Linked DNA regions of Homo sapiens: region 1 is linked to region 2. The links are chromatin loops, found by intact Hi-C in ENCODE. Cell type or tissue: gastrocnemius medialis. All regions are shown on one strand. Each heading gives the region's core, and the rest is flanking DNA. Links, peaks and the distances in the headings are about the cores only.

Region 1 (10,745 bases), core at 1,145-9,144, 89 kb after region 2:
AGTAGATCATTAGCAAGGTCCCAGAGTTCCCACTCATTCCCCTGATTCCAAGACCCTGGAATCCAGAAAACTGCAAGGGAAACTGTGACCACTTGAGGAATAAGCTTTGTTGCTGCCATCTGAGTGCCTTCGGGGCCTGGAATTTGTCTTTTTTTGAATGAAAGAGTTACAAATGGTGGTTTGTTGCAATTGGGATATCAGAAATAGTCAGGTACTTCAGGCAAAGTTGTATGTTAAATAAGCTTCTCTAAACTGACCTTGGAATTTGAACCACCATTTATACCATCATTTCTGCATGGAAGTGTAATGTAATTTCCAAGAAAATGACTTGGAGATGAATTGTGAGCTCAGTCTGATCAGAAGTTGGAGGCAGCCTAGATTCCTTTGGCCTCCTGGTCCCTTTGGCCTCAACGTGCATTGTTATCCTCATTCCTAATCCCCAGATGCAAATATTGATTGATGTTTAAATGGCAACTTTTCATTAATGAGCTTAGAGCACTTTGTGAAAATGTGTGCTCTTGCCACCTCTGGGACATCTGCCTAAGTTGTGGTAAGGGTTCTGGCTAGGAGTTAAGAGCCCTGGTTCTAGTTCTGAAGCTGCCATACATTAGCTTAAAGCCTTTGTGCAAGAGAGAGGAGAAGAGCTATACCTTTGAGGTCCTTGCATTGCCATTGTCTATGATTTATGATTTTATGGTGAGTAGATCACAGACAGTGACAGGATCTTTCCATAGCTCCCTTTTCTGGTCAAAATGCAGCAAGAATAGTCCAACCACTTTACTAGGATGTCTTTATTTTTATGGCTTTTCCACCAAATGTATTGCTTTCCTTAGCTGGCCTGGGTTTTGGGGACAGATATTTGGCTATTATGTCCACAAATGCCCTTGACAACAGGCAACGGAGGAGGTAGGAGCCAGAAGCTTTGTAAGTTTCATAACTTACAGTTCCTGCTGGGATTTTGATTTGATGAACCTGTGTCACCTTAATAAATTATGAAGGCTTCTCTTTTCCTTGAATCTTTCCTTGTGTCTTTGTTCCAAAACAGGCCAAAGAATGTGCTCTAGAAATTGGCCATCTCCCTGTTTTGAAGGTGAAAGATTGCTGGGTGTCACCCCCAAAAGGAGACCTCTCTATTATATGTTTCTGTGGTTCCAAGCTCACTGTGAGCTGTGCCTTTGACTTGGCAAAGGAATTCATCGTTTGAAAAGCTATTTCTAGCCCAGCACAGCTGTTCACTGCTTAAGTTCAGCAAATGCCACCATTTTTGCAGACTGTCCTAATACCCCCAGAGAAATTATGGCAACCTAAGTGTGTGACTTTGGTGAGTGAACAAAGAATGACCACTTGTCCAAGGTCTCGCAGAAGTCATCCATTGTACATTTGATTATATTCTCTCCTCTCTTATCTGGTGCAATGTAGGCTCTTAAAAGCAAAACTCAAAAGAGGTTTTTTGCACTACGTTCCTTCCCTGATCTTTGTGAAATCAAGGAATCAGATGATAATAGTGATAAACTAATAACAGCAACAGCAATTCTGATTTCTTTGATGCTTCTTATGTGGCAGGTAATATACTAGATACTTTATAAAAATTATCATGCTCATTTACAGATGAGAGAAAAGAGGCATAGCAAGATCGTGCAATTTGCCAAAGAAACTTCTTAACTAGGAAATGTCAGATGTGGAATTTAAACCTGGGTTCACCTTGGTAGAAGGCTCATCGTATTCCACTATGGCATGTGGATTAAAATACGGATGTGGAGATATGGATGTGGATGGGGAGCTCTGTAACTGCCCTGGCTCCGTTTAGCTTACAGATCTTTGTTAAGGTTCTTTAGCAGTTTGCCCCTAATTCTGCTAAAATAAGATCCGCCTCTCTAGCCCGTTCCCCACCTACACAATGACAGAACTTCTTCCCTCAGCCTTTCTTCTGTATCTCTGGGAATACCCCAGTGGCAGTGGCAGGAGGTTGCAGCACACATAACTCATGCCACTGCTTGCCCTTCCCTAGCCCGCTCTGCTGGCCTCCTGATCACCTAGATGATGCTGTCTGGAGCTCCCGCTCCAGAGCGCCTGTCAATCTGATAAAGCTCTGGGATGGCGCTACACTGCCTGTGACCTCTAGTTGACCTTGGGCCATCTCTCCTCCCTTCTCCAGCTACTTACAAGCCCTTGATGTCCCTGCTCATCCCAGGTCTCTCTCTGGCTGGAGGGGAAAGAACTCAACCTTCTGTACCCTGCCCTTTTGTGTGTTTCATTTTGTGTGTGGATGGTGGAGGTGGGAAGGTGCAGGCCGGCAGCGGCCTTCCTTGGGCCCACTCTGGGGTTACAGTTTGTTCTGTTTCTCCCTATACTCCTCCCATCCAGTGCATGTAAGCCCCGGGGGTGCTGGATCAGAATGGTTCACATGGTGGAGTGCTGTGCTCAGATGTGTGGCTCTTTTTTTGGTCCTGCTACTGAATGACTCTCCAGGGCTCCTTCTCCTTTCTCAGTTAAAGGGAAGTTTCTCTCCCAGGGCTCCATGGTGGACATGTCTGTATATGAAAACCCACAGACTCCAGGAACCACAGAATCAGGAAGTGTGGCTCAAGGGAGCAAGGTGGCATTTCCTCACAGACACTGGGTGTCCAAATTCCAGGGGTAGTCAGGGGAGGTGTATGTGTGTGGAGTGCTGGCTGGATAATATTTCGAGCTAGCTAGCTATTGTGATTTTATCCATTTTATCCCTGCTTTTTCTCTTGCCCTCCTGCACCGGCCCCTACCCGCCACCTCCCATTCAAGCAGATAATAGCTGACTCTGTGCTCAGGCCTCACAGGAGGTTTGCAGCAAGGCACAAAGCAAAGACTTTGCTTCTAAGCTTTGGAAACAAAAGCCTAAGCCCTCAGCAGAAGAGGATTCGATGGAAAACAAAAACAAAAACAAAAAACAAAAGACAGATTGTCCTGAAGAAACATGGAAGGAAAGAAGCAATTTCCCCAAACTAGAAAGAAATCCCATTTGGTTAACAGGAGGTGAATGCAGAGGTGACAGAGAGACAGATGGGGCTCCAGGAGCACAGAACCAAGCACTGCTTCCTGGGAGAGTGATGTCAGCATGACTCAAAGGCGGCCTCAGCAGAGATGCTTGGGGACCCGGGAGCCACAGCACAGAGTGACTAGACCTGAGGGGTCAGGACAGCCAGGCAAGGGCAAGGCTGTCTCAGGGATCTGTAGACAGAGAAGCGAGGACCAGGTGGGCCTCACCCCAGAGGCCTTGGCACTGCGTGAGCTCCAGAAACTCTGGCGTTAATAACCACGGGCGAGGGACTCCTGGGAAAACTGAGGTTATGCATTTTTTTGTTTATTTTTTATTTTTTCTGCCAGCCAGAAGAAATAAGAGCTTGGCATTATAAATTAAGTTGTTACAGAAAACAAAAGAAAACTCGTCAACCTTGTGTTTGTGGACTGGGATTCACGCCCTCTGCCACCTGCCCTCGTACCCCTCGTGTTCACCCAGAAGGAGATAAGAGAGCCTGTGCTCGTACTCTATCCTGGGCATTTGGCTAGACGCAGGCCTTCTGTCCTGGACCCAGGAATAGGTAGCATTGACCACGAATGCTTCGTATTACACTTTCTTTTCCATTTCAATAATGATTCAACAAAACAGTTTTAAATGAAAAGCATTCGGTAAACATTGTTCAGTTTTTCCAGGACTTTAAGCTTCAGAGGGATGCCACAAAATCATCTTCAGAGAAGTTTATGGTGCTTGTAAGGCTGAGAAAACAAGAGTCCTTAAGAAAAGCTCTGATTAAACATTGTAGAGCATTGTATTTCCTGCCTTGTAATTGTGATAGATGGTATGGTTTTGTTTTTAAACAACACCTCATCTTTGAAATGACTCTGCTGGAAACCTAGCATTTTTTTTTTTTTTTCAGAATATTTCCACTGTGTATATTAAATTGACTAAACATTCAGAAGAAGGAGCACAAATCAGACCCAGGAGAGTCTGTTGCAAAGTGTAAGTAGGAGAGAGGAGATGTTACCAATACTGAAAATACACTAAAATTCTGATGAAAGTACCAGATTCAATCCCATGCAAGCCTCTTAGGAACACTCAAACTGTTGAAAATAAAATGGAAAAAAGCGATTACACACTGGCACCAGCATCTAATTGTTTAATGAACATTACATGGCCTGGATCCTATTACTAATGTTTCTCTTCTTTGACATATGTCCACTGATGAAGGAAAGTTCTTTTTGGGTTGCAAAGTGGCTTTCAGAATTTGGACGCTCTGAAAGATAACAAACAGGCAACATCTTTTACTTCTTGCTCACAAGTAAATTTCTGGCAGTTTTTGACAGGTCATAAACACACATGAAATGCTAAACGTAGTGGGTTGTTAGATGCTTTCCTTAAAGTTGAAAAACATTTTTAAAATAAGTTTCCTTATGTCTACTTTTTTCCACATTCTCAACTCTGACATTCAAATGCACTTCACGAACCGACACGTAATAACATTTGAAAACCAAATTTGGAAAACCTTCACGAATTCAGACTTCACTCTTAGAGAATTTTCAAAGCATTCTTGAGACAAGCAAATCGAGGCTGTGAATAAGATTACTGAGAATAATGCTTACTTAAGAGAAATATTCATGTTTGTTAGATATGCACAAGCAGTTAATTACATTTGGAGTTGTGCTTGTTTAGGTCCTTTTGTGAGAGCACTGACACTGTTTAGAACTTTCTAGAAAAGCTTTCATCCATTGGTTTCTGTGACTTCACTCTTCCTTGTATTTCCAATGGGCTCCCTGGACGCATCTCCTCAAGCTCTTTTGTGGGTTTTTCTTCCTCACCCAGCTACTTCAAAGGTGGAGTTACTTAGGGTTCCATCCATAAACCTCTTCTTTTCTCACTCCACAAACTCACCCAAAGGTTTGAATTAACTATATGCAGATAATGCTCATGTTTATGTCTCCAGCCTCAATCTCTTCCTTGAGCTCCCTCATGTGTATCCTGTCTTAGTGGGTGACTCCACTATCTATTGCTAGTCTAAGCCTTAAACCTGGAATTTATGCTTAATTCCTCTCTCCCTTCCCATCATCATCCTAAATATCACTTTAAACATCCACCCTGTCTCTTCCCACTGTTGTCAACTTATTCCTGCCATCATCCTTTCTTGTCCAAATTTCTATAGCAATCTTTTAACTGATCCATCTGCTTCTAAAACCTTTCTCCTGCTAAGACCACAGAAATTTTTCTAGAATGCAAATCTGAACGTGTCACTCCTCTGCTAAAAAAACTTGTTCAGGGCCGGGCATGATGGCTCATGCCTGTAATCTCAGCACTTTGGAAAGCTGAGACGGGTGGATCACCTGAGGTCAGGAGTTCGAGACCAGCCTGGCCAACATGGTGAAACCCCGTCTCTACTAAATATACAAAAAAAAAAAAAAAAAAAATTAGCCGGGCATGCTGGTGGGTGCCTGTAATCCCAGCCACTTGGGAGGCTAAGCAGGAGAATTGCTTGAACCCAGGAGGTGGAGGTTGCAGTGAGCCGAGATCGCGCCATTGCACTCCAACCTAGGCGACAGAGTGAGACTCTGTCTCAACAACAACAACAACAACAAATTGTTCAGGACTCTCATTGCCCTCAAGATAAAGCCCACACTTCGCTTAGGCTGACAAGGGCCTTCATGATGGAGACCACATTCCACCCTCAGCATAACTCTTGCACACCAGACTGAATGCACTGTTTGCATTTTCTGTTCCATCTGATTAGAATGCCATCCCCCTCACCTCCACTCTCCCCTGGATCTATAAAGCTTTCTTCCATCTAAGATATCACCTCCCCTGGGAAGCTTCTCATCCTTCCCAAGATTGAATAAGGGACCTCTCCTATATGCTTCTATAGTACTTACATCCTATATTACCTATATCACAGCACTCAACACTCTGAATTTCAGCAGCAGCTTTATTCATCAGTTTTCTCAGATGATTGTAAAAACCTTCAAGGTATCTTCCTCATCATATCTCCAATAATCAGCTCATTCTAGATTCTTGAAAAACATTTGACAGATAGATGAATGCAGTTACTTTAAAGATCTGTTTCTCAGTTTCCTGATTCTAAATTCTGAACAGGGAGAATCTAATTTGCCCAGCTTGGGTCAGTTTCCATCCCTGGTCCAATGAGCTGAGCTAGGGGTGTGAGAGTATGGATGGAATCTCTTAGAAAGGAGTGTGGGGTTAGAAGCAATGGGTGGCATGCATAACCAAATTATACAATGTTCTTCATTGAAACAATAAAACTGCATTGTAGTTTTTAAAAGTCATATGTTATATATTTTTCATTAATTCATGAGCCTCCTTTCATTAGTTCATTATAAAAAGGTATCACTGTACCTTCATTTTAATACATAAAATAAAAATTATACAGTCACTTTTTACTTATTATTAGGGACTCATTCATCCAACTGTTCACAAATATTACTAAGTACCTACTATGTGCGAAGCTCTGTGCTAGGGACTCGGTAGATAGCAGAAAATAAAATCAAATCCCTGCTGTCATGGTGCTTGCTTTAAAAAATGTAAAACACAGATGCAGCATTTTAAATTAGAAAACTTAATATGAAAGAAGACAATAGGATGTTCTGCGGAAAATAACTGGGGGGATGTGATTCAGTTATGAGAGCCAAGGAAGGATTCCCAATCGGGGGAAAAAATTACATCAAAGCTAAGATCTGGCTTCTCTGGGAAGAATGCCTGGGATTGGAGAGTTGCGGGAGGACAAGGACGGAACTGGAGATCCCTGTGGAGTTATTATGATACTTGCAGCAAAAGACTATGACGCCTATGACTGTTGATGAATTCAGGAGATTCTGGGAGCCAGAACTGATTGCACTTTGATTGTTTCTATGTAGGGTGAATTAAAGGTGCTAAGAATAACAGTTGGGGTAGAGGTTAAGCACATGAACTCTGAAGCTAGATTGTCTGAGTTTAAATCCCAGTTCCATTAGTAAGTTATGTGACCTTGGGCAAATTACTTAACCTCACTGTGCCTTGGTTTCCTCATCTAAAAAGTGGGTGATAATAATAGTAGCTACCTTGAAGATTTGTTATGAGGATTAAACAAGTTAACATGCATAAAACATTTCAAACATTGCCTGCATGTCGGTTTACTTACAAACTGAAAAAGAGGTAAGTTTCCATGCTTCTGGCTTGAGCAATGGAGCGATACAGGTGACATTTATTGAGATGGGAAAGACTAGCAGAAAAAGAGACTTTGATGGACTGAAGATCACAGTTTAGCCTTAGATACAGGCTTGAGATTGCTCAGACCTCTTGGACATCTCTCTTTGGGCAGGAGTCTGATCTCAGAAGAGATCCCTGGGCTGGAGATGTCAATCTGTAAGACTTCCAAATACAGGCAACATTTGAAGCCCAGGGATTGGAAAGGCAAGCAAGGAAGAGTGTGTAGAGTGAGCAAAGTGTGAATACAGGGCCAAAGACTGACCATGAGAGTTCCGAAAGCCAAGTGGAGAATGAGGGGCCAACTACTGGTTTATGTGCAGTGCTGTTATGCACATGCATTAGACAAGTGGAAATAGAAACATCTGGTATAATTTGAATATAAGGAATATTCAAACAAAGGACATCCTTGTATTTCTATTTTAATGGAGCTTAAAACTCTAATTTTCTGTTTAGCCCTGTTACATTGATTTTATGGCTTCTCCTATCCCTCATTGGAATCTCTGATCCAAAGATTTAAAAGAAAGTCTGGAGAATTTGGAGATATGAGTAGTTTCATGGCTGGATCTTCAATGGCGAAGACAGAAGGTGGGGCATAAACTAGAACCAGGTGATGAAATGTCTTATAAGCTGTCATAGGAGTTTAAACTTGATAACAGTAAGGAGCCATTCAAAGTGTTAAGCAACAGTGAAGCACGATTATTTCGTATTTGAGAAAGATCTTTGTTGAACAAGGTAGAAAATGCATTGAAAAGGAGCAAATCCAGAAGCTGAGAGGCCAATGGTGCATCTGTAACAGTAACCCAGGAAAGAAAAGGCAACACAAAGGCAAAGAAAAGACAAACCAGGACTGTGGGGGAGGCCAACGGTTCCAATTTAAGTAATGACCACAGCAAGAAACAGACAGGATGAGGTGATTGACTAGTTAGAGAAGGTAAGAGAGAGGATGACGCCATGGCCTCTGCTTTTGTTCAGACTATTCTGTGCCCTTAAAATATTACATTTTTCCTAATCCATCCTTATGCTCCATGCAGCACCCTCAATGTCTTCTGTAGGGATAACCCTTTAATTTTCAAATATGTTCTCATCCTGTCTCCTGATGAATGCATGCAGTCATTAATTAGCTCAAGTGGAAAATAAAGATGCGACTTACTTCATATGCACTCTAGGTCCCAGGCCTGGGTAGAAAAAAAAATCTATTACCTAAACCACAGAAGCTAAAATCCTCCACAAAGAAGAAAATACCCCAGTGATTGATTTGGTCTCCACATCACCTGGCTTAACTAAGTATAGAAGTATTAATATGCTAGACCCTATTTATTAAAATAATTTAGCTCATCATTGTGACAGAAAGCCCATGTTTCAAACAGCAATATTTTTGTAATAAATTAGAAGTCCCTCAACAAACCCTGTTAAACCCCATGTGGATTTCCGTTAATGGGGAAGATTTCCCAGTGACCTAGCTTAACACTGCTGCTGCACATTAATTTGCTTTCCAGCTATACATAAATAAATAAGTGGCTGCCTCCTTGATGTGAGCTGGAGGACCCAGGGGAAGGCATTTTTACCTCTAGGTATCTTCCCCAGACTTCTTATGCTGTTTATAATTATCATATTCATCATTTTTTTCTTCTCTCTCTTCCCAATTTCTTTCTTCCTAGTCTCTCTTGAACCTATTCCTATCAGACTTATGCCCCCACCATTCCATCAAAACTGCTTGTCAAGGTCACCAATGACCTCCATTTTGCTAAATCCAATGGTCAGGCATCAGTCCTCATTTAACATGATCCATCAATTGCATTCAGTGCAGCAAATCACCACCTCTTCCTTGACACACATTCTTCATTTGGCATCAAGAATAACACATTATTTCCATTTTTTTCCTACCTCATTGGGCTTAGCCTTCCTTGCTGGTGTTCTCCATGGTCTCTTAGTGTTCAGAATACCTCAGGGCTCAGTTCCTAGTCCTCTTCTCTATAACTTAAACCCTTGATCGTCTCATCCCGTCTCATGGTATTAAATAACACCTTTACCCTAACAACTCTTCAGTTAGTACCTCCTGGTCTCCAGCCTTACTCAGCATCTCCACTTGGATGTTCAATAGACATCTCAAACTCAATGTGTCAAATATGGAACTCCTCATCTCCCTTCAAAAACTGTTCTACTCATAGCCTTCCTTATCTCAGTTGATAGCAACTTGATTAAGCCAGTGCTCATGCCAAAAATCTTGAAGTCATCTTTCTCTCTTTCTCTCACAATCCACATCTAATCTTGTTGATAGTGTCTGCAAGGTACACCCAGAATCCATTCTCTTCCTACCTTTCCACTGCTACCATCCTGATCCACCAACTCTTGGCTCAAAGTCACTACAATATACTCCCAGCTTCTCTTCCTGCTTATACACCCTTGTCTAGCACCAGAACCATAGCTCAAGTAATCCTTCTTAAAAAGTAATCAGTGGCATCACTTCTTTACTCAAAAACTGCAATGACACAGGGTAAAAGCCAAAGCCTTAAAAATGCCTTCAAGCTCCTACCTGGTCTGCTCCCTCCCCTGAGTTTCAACCTCATCTCGTGGTCTCCCCTGCTCACTCTGCTCCTGACCACTGGCCTCCTTGCTGTTTCTGAGACATGCCAGACAAGCTCTATGTGTGCCCTCTGCCTTGAATGCTGTCGGATACTAGAGGCCAGCCCCACCCTTCTTTCATGGCTTTGTTCAAATGCCATCTTCCCAATGCCACTTATCCTGCCATATTTCATACTGTCACTTGCCCCAGCCCCAGTGGTCCCAGCCTCCTTGCCCTGCTTTACTTTTTTCTTTTTCCATAGCACATATCACTTCCTATTATGTGATGCAATCTGCTTATTTATTAGGTTCACTATCAACTGTCATCTCTGCTGGAGTGTAAGAATCACAAAGGCAGAGGTCTTTGTTTTGTTCACTGATGTATCCTGAACACCAAGAACAGTGCCTGGAACATAGGAGGCACTCAGTAGATGCTTATTGAATTAATGTTTTAGGCTTCAATCACAAGGGGCCCTAGTATAAGGCAAATATTATTGGACAGGTGATACATTCAGCTTCAGGTTTCCAATCTGAGCCATTAACATATCTTACAAGTTTGAACGAACTACAAATGAGATGTCTTTGATCCATTTCCTTTCTAGCTCACTCCTTCAACACATTTTTCATCCCAGTGCTCTGGTCCTCTCCTCAGGACAGGGAATGGATACAGTCAATAGTGTCTGTTCAGGGTTTATCCTCCCTAGAGTAATTTGGTCCTCTTTCTCCTTATTCCCATGAAATCTGAACTGTGATCCAATTTCTCAAGACCTTAAAACTAAAAAAAATGAGAACTAGTGACCCCATTTTAAGAAATATTGCAGATTGTAAATTAAGCCAATGCTGCTGTTAAACCAGATTTAGCTCATTGACATCTAGAGGAAATACAAACGATTGCCAGAACTTTATAGCAAGAGAGAAGGATACGGTATAGTGGGAAACCCAAGCAAAGGGCTGGATTGGG
Region 2 (10,745 bases), core at 1,044-9,043:
TGATGGCGGAGGAGAGGTCCAGGTCTAGGTCTTCAGGGGAAATGGAATCTCCCTACCTTTCCTGCTCGAGAGGGTGCTCAGCTGTAGGGAGGGGGTGCTCTTCTTCTTTTGGGGCTTTATTGTCAAAACAGAGGAGTGGTCTTCCTGCACGACCCAGGGAAAGTGCCTTTTTAATGAAGGACTTCTGTCCTTGGGGTCTTCTCACCTTCCCTTTGTTCCATCTTCTCGCCTCCTTGGCCTTTTTCTCTCACTTGCTATCTTTGTTCTTATTTAGAGGAAAGGTTTGGGTAAGACTATTCATTTCATAGGATATTTTCTGCTTAATCTTTTTTTTAGAAAATGGTAAAGTCTTCATTTCAGACACCTAGCCCATGCTTGTCCATAGAATTACATGTTCCTATTGGAGGGGCTTTGTCCAACATGCATCCCCTGGAAGAGACCCACTGGCCTTCTCATAACAACAGAAGAGAGACAGTAATGGGCTCCATGACAGACAGCTTCTCACTTCCGTCATTCCAACTGGTTCTGGGAGTAGGGAGAGCTTATACCAGCTGCTTCATGCAGGCTCCAAAGGGCATTTTGTTTTAGCAGTGCCCTTTTCCTTAGGAATTGTCGCGTTCTGCCTCTCCCTCTCATTCATTCACTCAGCTACGTGCTGAGTCTCCACCAAGGAGAAATGACTAGAGGCAAGCGCTGCTCTCAGGAAACGGAGTTACACTGTGAGGCAGTTTGTGAGTGGATCCCAGGCTTAGCAAGACCCACTGGAAATTCTCTCAGGGTTCAGAGAGGATAGAAGAGATGAGGGCTTGAGTAGATGAGAAGAGAAAACTCTTTGAAGTCAGCCCTTGAAAGATTGGTTCAGCAGAGAGCAGGGGCTAGGACATTGCAGATGAAGCAGGGAGACAGCATAAGGGATATCATAAATATACATGGGATACGGTATATGTGTGTATGCATGCATGCATAATAGTTATATGTGTAAATAGTGCAAAATCCAGAAAGTTAAAAAGATATGTATTCTGGCTCCTTGTTCCTCCTCACCCAGTTCCCCTCCCTAGAGGCAGCGTTTATGTTTAAAAATATTTAACAAAGACAGAGTATCGCTCCGCATCCCCAACTCATGGCTGGATGGCTGAACCGTTTTCTAAGAGTGGAAGTATCAAACATGCATGTTTTCATTGTTTTATCCGCAGTGCATTCTGTGACCACTCTCCACAACCAAGTCCTCACAAAAAATACTTCATGCACCATTTTGGGGACCAAGTTCCTGCCCCAAGATGCAGAAAAATTGAGAGGCCTATATAATGTTAGCCACCCCTGCCTCCTCCCAGGAATCCACAGAAATCTCCGGAGGACTCTGGGCTCCTGCAGGTCATGAGTTGTGGGTCTGAGCCAAGAGCATGGAGATCTAAGAGATCTAAGGGACCGGGAGGCCCCAGGGGCATGTGCACTGCACATTAAATGGAAAAGGTTGACCCATTTGGAGACCAGGGCAGCTTACAGCCAAGGAAGGGCTGCCTCTGCCCCCAAGGGGATGTGTAAAGGGGGTGCCCAGGGACACACAGGAGCAGCCCTCATGGAGGGCACTAACAGAATCAGGGTTCACAGGCTGCAGGAAGACAACTGAGAACACACAGATGGACTCTGGCTCTTCCCAGATGAGTTTCCTGACCAGAAGAGAACTCCCGCATAGAAAGGTTATGTGGGAAACACTCTGGTTTTTCTTCTCCTGCTGTGAAATCAATTAAAAACAGGATGGATATAAAATGGTTTTATAACCTCCTCCACCTCTGGCTTCCTTTCTTCTTGGGGATGAGCCAGGCAGAGTGGGGAGAGACAGGAGTCTCACGGTCTGCAAATTCTGCAGCAGTTTAAATGATAGTGACCTATTGCTTCAGCTCTCCTCAGGGGACCTGGGGCTGGAGGAGAAAATGTCTCCTTGGAAAGTGGCCAAAGGAAGGAGAGCCCCATAGAGGGAGTGAGGGTAGGTAGGGCCCAACCCTTCCAAGTTCTGGGTCAGTCTTAGGTTCAGAACGCATCTAACCTGGGGAAATGAGACAGCCAGTTTTGGAAGAGAGTTTATTTCCCACAGAACAATTCAAATGGCTTGTTAGCCTCGCGCACACTTGCTTGATATGACCCAACATGAATAATTTTCATTCCTGTTTTGATTTACAAAAAATGATAGTACATAACTTTTTTTGAGTACTACTCTGTGCCAGGAACATACTCAGATACCTTTCTTACGTTAACTGTAATTCTTATAACACTACTGAAAGTTAAGTACTATTTTCTCCTGTTAAAAATAAGGAAAATGAGGCTCAATGAGGCTAAGTAAACTTCTCAAGATCAGAGAGCTAGTAAGCGGCAAAACCAGCATCCAAACACAAGTTTGTTAAAATAATAATAGTTCTGACTTATTGAACTCTTCTGTGGGCTAGATATTTGACATACATTATCTGAAATCCTTATCACAACCCTGTGAGGGATTTTGCTGTAGCTCCATTTGACAGATGAAAAAGTCATATTTAAGGAAATAGTGCAAAGCCCTAGAACTGACTTGGTGAAGTCTGGCCTTGAACCTGGGTCTCTCTGGATTCTCTGATGCCTGTATTTATTCCAAGTGTGCCACGCAACTTCGGGGACCCAGAAAGGTGCTCTTGCCCTAGGTGCTTCCAGTGGGTGCTCTGGGACCAGCGAGGGGCCCCCACTGGTTGTCCGTGGTGATCTGAGGTTGAACTGAGCTGTACACAGAGCATGAGAGTGGCTTCTGCCAATACACATTGTTCTCCGCAGCATGTAATGTTTTCTAGGGCCTTGGCCAACTTGGCTGAGGCATTGTAGACATCTTGAGGGACTGGGTTCCGAGCATCTTAAACGGATCGACAGATTTTATCAGGAAGTACTGCTTCTTACCACAGAGCTGCCCACATTTTTCCCAGTGAAGAGTATTAGCTGGAACTAGGGTTCCAGCTATTTTTACACCCGATGTAAAATCATGTGAATGAGCTTCCATGGCTTACACATCCCTCCTTACTCGTCAGACAGTTCTGATCTGCTTTAGGCAACCCCATCTTCTCTTTATTCCTGTGTTATTTTCCAAGGCACAGCCACCCACAAAACATCTTGGGGAATCTTGATGTCCCAATCCACATCTTCGCTTCACTTACTTGCTTGCACCCTGAAATCTGTAGTCCACAAGCAACAGCCACAGCAAGACAATCCGAGATTGGGCTGGCATTGAGAAACGCCCAAAACATGTTTACATCTTGCATGTCTTTTAGGGCTCTTGTTAACCCAAGGAGAAAGAGCAGTATGAACACCGGTTTTAGAGAATAAATCTAAGACCCTGTTAGTGCCCGAAGCAGGATTAGAAAGTAGATTTTCACCGGATTCCATTGTCCCCAATTCTCTTGCTCCAGACCCTATTCTAAGGCATAAAGTTAGGGAAATAGCCACAGAGGCTCAGGCACATTGCCCTGATTTGAAATGTTTCCCTCAAGGGGTCCTTTCAGTTGTTCTGAAAACTCAGCCTGAAAATTGTAAATGCCCCATAAAGGCAAAGCTTTTACCTGGAACAATCCATTGCAGAAGAAGCATATTCCCTAAAGCCAAGGTTGTTGCACAATTTGAGCTGTCTCACAAGCACCAGCAACTAGTCATTCATTTATTCAAGAAATACATACTGAGTGGCTTCTAGGGGCCAAGTACTGCCGAGTACTGTGGACTCAGCCTAGCTCTCCTGGAGTGCAGAGTGCATCGGAGGAGTCAGTTGAACAGGAACTTTTAGTGAAGTGTGCGCTCTGGGAGTAGACAGCAGGGGGGCCTGGGCAACCCCAAGGTCAGGGTTGGCTTCTCTAAGGAAGTGACATTTAAACTAAGACCTGGAAGACAGTAGAAGCTGGCCAGGCAAGGATGACATGGAGTCCTCCAGTGTGGCAGCCATGAGTATGAGCCTCGCAGACCTCCAAGATGGAGGAACTTCATTGACCAGGAGCCCAGCTGCTGCACTCTGCAATCCATCACCATGCCTGTATGGAGGCCATGCTTCCCATAGGCTACACCAAGGCAATGGCTGAGGTTGGTGGGAGTGCCAGGGCAGCCTGTTCCTTGGAAGCCAGGACAACTCTGATGGCCACCTTTGCTCAAGAACACCCCCATAACGCTGCTGAGCTTCTTTACATTGCTGGGTGGTCTACAGTGTTTCTCTCCATCCTTCCTCCCATCTCTCCTTCATGTGGAGTCAGGCTTGCACCGTGTTCCTTATCCAACCTCTCTCCTCTCCTGCCTGCCATGGGCATGTGTGACATCGCTCAGGGAGGATGAGAAGCGGGAGGTGAGCTGAGCCAAGAGGCCAGGAAAGAAAAAAGGGAAAGGGCCCTGGGTAGAGCCGGGCAAGTTCTATTGTCCCAGCAGGAGGAGGAAAAGTCAGACAGGAGGAGTCAAAAGTTGATTCCAGGGGTTGTTTGAGATTAGAATCCTGTCCCTTCTTTTTAAAATTCCAGAATGGCTCTGGCTAAAAGCTTCCTGTTTCAGGACAAAGTCCCAAAGGAACTTTTTTGTAAAGCCATCTTGTAGATCACCTATAAAAGCTTTGTCCTTCCCTAACATTTATATCCTTACAGGTATCAGAAGAAGGTGGCTCTCCAGAGTGTCACCTTGGCAGGGCCAATCCCAGTCCTGACTGGGGAGAAGCCCAGGTGCCAGGAGTGTTGTTACTGCGGCAATGGACGCTGCAGTCTGCCGGCACCCGATGCCGCTCACCAGCTCCATCCTTCTAATCAGCAGCCGAGGCTCAGATTCTTCCCAGCTGCATGGGGAGACTGTCCTGCTCGGGCTGCTGTGAGTCACTTGGCAGATCTAGTTCTCATTGCACATTAATGCATTGGGGATTTTGTTTTATTTTTTTAAAAATAAAAGAATAACATTAACATCAAGGGAGGTCATCAGAGAGAAAAAGAGTTACAAAAAGGCAGCATGCGGCCTGTGCGTGTGAGGTGGAAGGTGGAGCGGGGGTGGGTTTTGGCCTTTAGGTGGGCATGGCTGCCCCAGCCAGGGCTTCAGTGGTGCCTTTCACATCCATTCTTTATCTATAGGATGCCTGGGGATTAGGTAGGAGTGCCAAAACACTGCAATTATAAAAAGAGGGAAAAATGACCCTGTTGGTGATCATTTAAGGAAGTATTTTAGGACAACTGAAAGGAAATAGATCTTTACACAGCCTGTAGCCTGTAAGTGGAACCCATTACCCCCATTAGGTGTTCTGCATGGAAGTAAAAAATGGGTCCGAGAATAGGTCAGATAAATTCACAGATATTAGATGTCATGGTCACTAGGATCAGCCTATGAAGAGCAAGTTACCATGTTCCCATGAAAATGTTACTGCTGCCCCCAGAGGACCTGTGCTCCAGCCACATCAAGCTCCTAAATATTTCTGGAACAGTGAGTCTTCTTTCTTGAGTCTGTGTCTTTGCCATGCCGTTGCTTCTAGGTTCCCTTGCCACTTTTTCCCAAGAGTGGTAAACTACCACTTATTCTTCAAGATCCAGTTCAAAGCCTCCTCTAGAAAGCCTTTCTTGAATCCTCTAGGGCAGGGGTGGTCACTCCTCACTCTGTGCCCCCAAAGCCTGCTGTACCAAGCACACACACAAAGCTACCACTGCACTATAATTGTTTGTCTGCTCAACTGGACTATAAAATTCTCCAGGGTAGAGATTGTGCCTGATTCATGTAGCTTAGCAGAGAGGCTGGCCTGCAGCCTCTGTGCAGGAAATACATGTGAATAAAGGAATGAATGTTGAGTTACATCAACCAATGGTCTCACCACTTAAAGGACATATTCTTAATGACATTCTCAGAAGCTTTGCTTCTAATATCACTTGGACAATACTCTTCTGCCAGGACATATTCCTGTTTATCTCAGCTAATATATATGCTAGTCTCCAAAGCAGCCATCTGTGTAGTTGAAGTGAAGTAGCCAAGAGAATTGAGATTTTAGTGTCTTTAACTTAACTGTGTCTCTCAGACAAATGAGCCAGTTCCCCAGAAATCTGGTCTAGAAACATTGCCAATGCACATTCCAGTGACTTTGAGATGTTAGAAAAACAGACATATCACCTTTCAGGCTGAAATCACTGGGAAGTGCATTTTAAAGCTGGGTTTCCTTCCAGATCCTTAGGTTGTGAATGACACACAGTCTGTGGAAAATTTATGAGATCACCAAGAAGCCGAGGTCTGAAGTGTTCAAGAAGTGTTTAACCACAGATCAAACACAACATTTGCGTGTTTCTGAAAAACAACAACAACAACAAAAAACCACCAAACAGCAAACAAAGGTCTAATGATCAAAATGGTGTCCAACTCAAACCAATATGAGGGGTCTGCTCAGGCCCATATGTAGAGATTCTGAAGATGATGAATTGTAGGAAGAGAAAGGAGAGTAAGACCCTGGCAAGTATGGGAAAATCCAAGAATAATGAGGGGTGCTGCTCGGTCAGTTAAATAACTATCCCTAGAGAAAAATTCCTGGAAGCCGAGAACCTTGGGTTTCAACCCCAATTTACATCTTTTTAGAAAATCATTTGAACTTAACTTTCAAATGATTGACTGCAAAAATTTGTTAGTCAATTTAAAAATATCTATACATGCTTTTATGTGTGTGTGTGTGTGTATGTGTGTGTGTGTGTGTGTGTATTTTTAGTAGAGACGGGATTTCACCACGTTGGCCAGGCTGGTCTTGAACTCCTGGCCTTAAGTGATCCACCCGCCTCGGCCTCCCAAAGTGCTGGGATTACAGGCGTGAGCCACTGTGCCCAACCTACACGTGCTATTAACTTAAAGGCAAATGTAAAGTGTTTTGATGGGCCGCAATGCAGCTTTTTATTCAGAAAATAGCTTTGGGGCAGCTAGTATGTCCAGGGCCCCTGACTGGGCCCTAGAGATGCAGCAGGGAGTAGGACTGCGGTCGCCTCTGCCCTCATGGGACCTAGAGTCTGGTAAGAAGAACAGGCCCAGAATAAGTGATTACATTAATAGCCAGTGGCAATAAGGTTTTGCTGGGAGACATCCAGAGGGTTCTGTAATATCCAGTAAGGGTACTTGATTTATTCCAAAGGGCAAAGATACTCACCCTGAGGAAGTGAGCCTGGGCTGATGCTCAGCATTGTGGATGTAGGGAGAAGAATGTTCCAAGAAAAGGGAGGACTCTCAAGAACCGAAGCTTACAGAATTGCTGAAGCCCAGGATGAGAGGAGGAATCACCAGAGAAGGCTTGAGAGATAGGCAGGGGCAAGACAAAAATATTTAACAGCTGACACGTGGATATAATTTCATAAACTATTACATTTATCTTAAATGTAATTATAAAATGTGTTCCATTTTATTCTCTAAATTTGCTAAATTATAGATATTATTCAATGTCTTCCTTTCCAAGAGATTTAAGTAATACTACAAATTGTTTATAGATGTGATTTTTTTTTTCTTTGATGTAACTGCCACTAGATAAATGATGCCCCTGAGCCATGAGAAAACTTTTCCAATGATTTTCCCATTAAATTGCTGCACATTAAGTAACACGCAGACTCAGGAAGTGGAGAATCCACTTAACTTCAATGGTATTTTTCAAGATGCTTAATTTTCTCTCAGCATCTGCTGAAATAACAGCCATTGCATTAACAAAGTTTCCTAGCGCTTGTAATACTGCCTTAGATTTTTATCTATTCAATATCTTTATATTGACTAAGTCATGAAAATGGTATATTGGAATCACATGCTTGAGTTTCACCTACTCCTTAGGCTAGATGAGAGGCTCTAGTGGGCAATTACGTACTGAGCTGCCAGTTCAGTATTTTGGCTCAGCCCCTCAGGCTGTAGATAACCTCCCTGCACTGCGGTTTTCTCATGCATAAAATGGAAATTATGGTATCTGTGGTGTTCCACTGAATTAATATACATCTAGAATGAACACAGCTGGCGTTCTATTCCCATTAGCTCTCCCCTTTAGTAATAAAATTAATATTGTAAATGCCCAGGACAGATGACCATCAGGTATCCAAGCTCTTCTGATAAATGTAGGAGTAATTCAACAGAGAAGAATTTCTCACTGGTCTCCAGACCATCCTTATGGGTGCCTGTCTTTCTCGAGAGTGCCCATCATTCCTGAACTCTGCCCGGCACCTGACCAGGACCTGTAGGAAGCATATTAATATGCACTTATTTGCTCTTTCAATTTTCACTGGGTACTCTAGGAGCCCAAGTTCGACAAAAGCTGATGTTCCCACATATGGCCAGGTGAGGGCGACTCTGAGGGAGCACTGGCCTGTGGTAGCTGACTACAGCCTGGGAGGGTACCAGAGTCCCTATCAGGGGTAATGTCATCCCTTTACCATGGGATTTGGGAATGCTCTGGTTAAGTGAATTCACTGGGACAAGGCCTAGAGCTTGGTGAGCATAGGGCTTGCCTGCTGAACACCACCACAGTGATCCTCAAGCAAAACCCACCTGGATTGGGAAAACACCAAGACACGGGCATGAGGCAATCCTCTCATGGTGGAAGCCAATGGCAGTGCCTAGAAGTCCATATTTTGGGGGAAACTGATTGGCACAAGCATCAACCAACCAGAGTAGATTCAGCATTCACTCTTTGGTTAATGGGTGGAGAGGAGATAGGGGAAGTAGTTCCAAAGCATAGGAGAATTTTACTATTTAAGCAGCTAGTACCATTAACCATGCAGATAAACACAAGTTGAATGTTAACCTCAGAGCCATATTAATGGCCCTGGATGCATAGGAAGAACATGGACAGCCACAATGGTCTTATGAGATCTGATGTAAGTTTTTGACAGTGTTTTCTGAATACAATATGAAGAACAAGTTGAAGGAAGTCAAGACTGGAGGCAAGGAAACCAGTTGTGATACCTTTCAAGGGTTCAGGTTGGGATATGAGAGATATTTAATGTGTGTAATTCTCAAGACTTGGTGATTAACTAGATGTGGGAGGTAAGAAGGAGAAGGAGTCGTCAAGGATGACTCCTAGGTTTCTTGCTTGGGAATTTAGGCAGATTAGGTCACTATTTTTCTTTTTATTATTTTTTTATTTTATTTTATTGTATATATTTTTTATTATACTTTAAGTTCTAGGGTACATGTGCACAACGTGCAGGTTTGTTACATATGTATACCTGTGCCATGTTGGTGTGCTGCACCCATTAACTCGTCATTTACATTAGGTATATCTCCTAATGCTATCCCTCCCCACTTCCCCCCACCCCACAACAGGCCCTGGTGTGTGATGTTCCCCTTCCTCTGACCAAGTGTTCTCATTGTTCAGTTCCCACCTATGAGTGAGAACATGTGATGTTTGTTTTTTTGTCCTTGCGATAGTTTGCTGAGAATGATGGTTTCCAGCTTCATCCATATCCCTACAAAGGACATGAACTCATCCTTTTTTATGGCTGCATAGTATTCCATGGTGTATATGTAGGTCACCATTTTTCATGCCCCCATAGAAAATCAGGAGACAGGCATGTTTGGAGAGGGGCTGTGTTCAGTCTGGTGTTGGATATGTTCAGTTTGAAGTACCTAAGACCTATCTAAGCAGAGATCCAGTAGGCAGTTGGAGATATGTGTACCACACAGAAAGAGGCCTGGCTGGAGATGATGATTTTGGAATCCTTACATATTGCTGCATGAAATTGCTGAGAGAGAGAGAATACAGGTGAGAAAGGCATGGGTTTGAGTCCAGAGTAACAACAACATGTAAAGAACAGGTAGAAGATAAGGCAGCACAGGGTTAGGTGGAAAACCAAAATATCACACTCTAACAGAAGGCAGGAGAAAGGTGTGTTGGGCATGGTGAATGGGCACTTAGCATCCATTCCTACCTTCTCTGCTGTCTACGTTGTCTTCTTGGACAGCTCAAGACTACTTTCCCCAGATTCCTTTGCAACTACAGGACTGGATGCAAATTAGGTTCAAATTCAAATTTGGGAGAAGATTGCTTTGGGAATGTCAGGAGAGCAGAACCTTCCCATGATCCTTTTGATTATTGCAAGATAAACCATAAAGCCTTTTCTAGAATAGCAACATGGAAATAATGAAGAAAGAAACTGCTCTGACAAAGTGAGTCATCTTCTTTGAGGGCAAGTATGTTGGTACAGAATGTATTATATTTTAAGGGAGGATTTCTTCCTTTTTCCTGAGGAAAATGAAGAGCTAGGATTCTGGACCCAGAGGTTTAGGCAGGGTCAAAGGAATTCCTGCCCAGGTCAGTTAGTTCGTGTGCGATGACAGAAGTGCACTGGAGATCGCTGCAAGATGCGTAGTTGATATTTTCCAGAAGTATAGTTTGGTATCTTATTTTAAGTTTACCATTTCTATCTTGTAATTCTCTTTTGCTATCCTCAAATCTTTTGAGTATTCTCAAACGCCACCACCTAGTGCTGCTATACTTTGGAGAGTTAAGGGAAACATGTAAAGAGTCAGCTTGGAGTAGGGATTAGGAGGCAGCAAGAATGGTGCACGGTCTGGCATGGACACCTGGCTGAGGAGATGAGAGGCCAAGTGACTCCACTGCATTCACACACCTCGATAGCAACAAGATTAAGACTAGAACGTGGGTCTCCTGACTCTAGTGCTTCTTCCACAAAACATCACCATGTAAACCTATAAGAGTTTTGAGGTTCTTTCTGAAGTAGGGAGATGAATTAGATGCTGTGTGTATTTCTTTCACCTTCAATAAGACTGCT

The links. A loop is a pair of places that touch in the nucleus more often than their neighbours do. Peaks named below come from ENCODE experiments on the same cell type or tissue, not always from the same donor. Only the 100,000 strongest peaks of a DNase experiment are listed, where the experiment ranks them.
Region 1: a loop joins it to region 2, with 2.4 times the contacts of the local background. A loop is called at or near these places in 6 of 110 quality-filtered maps.

What each region holds. Positions count from the first base shown.
Region 1 is chr5:79,959,912-79,970,656 of GRCh38, forward strand. LINC01455 (long intergenic non-protein coding RNA 1455) reads left to right here. Exons shown (of 3, transcript NR_131226.1): 3 at 7,676-7,715. The region is part of intron 2 of LOC105379048 (a long non-coding RNA gene); the gene reads left to right. Among named protein-coding and RNA genes, the nearest start is that of MTX3, 26 kb to the right of the region's middle. In gastrocnemius medialis, for the core only: no CTCF peak of the experiment used is centred there; no DNase peak of the experiment used is centred there.
Region 2 is chr5:79,870,615-79,881,359 of GRCh38, forward strand. The region is part of intron 1 of LOC105379048 (a long non-coding RNA gene); the gene reads left to right. Among named protein-coding and RNA genes, the nearest start is that of LINC01455, 61 kb to the right of the region's middle. In gastrocnemius medialis, for the core only: no CTCF peak of the experiment used is centred there; no DNase peak of the experiment used is centred there; H3K27ac peaks cover 2,180 bases.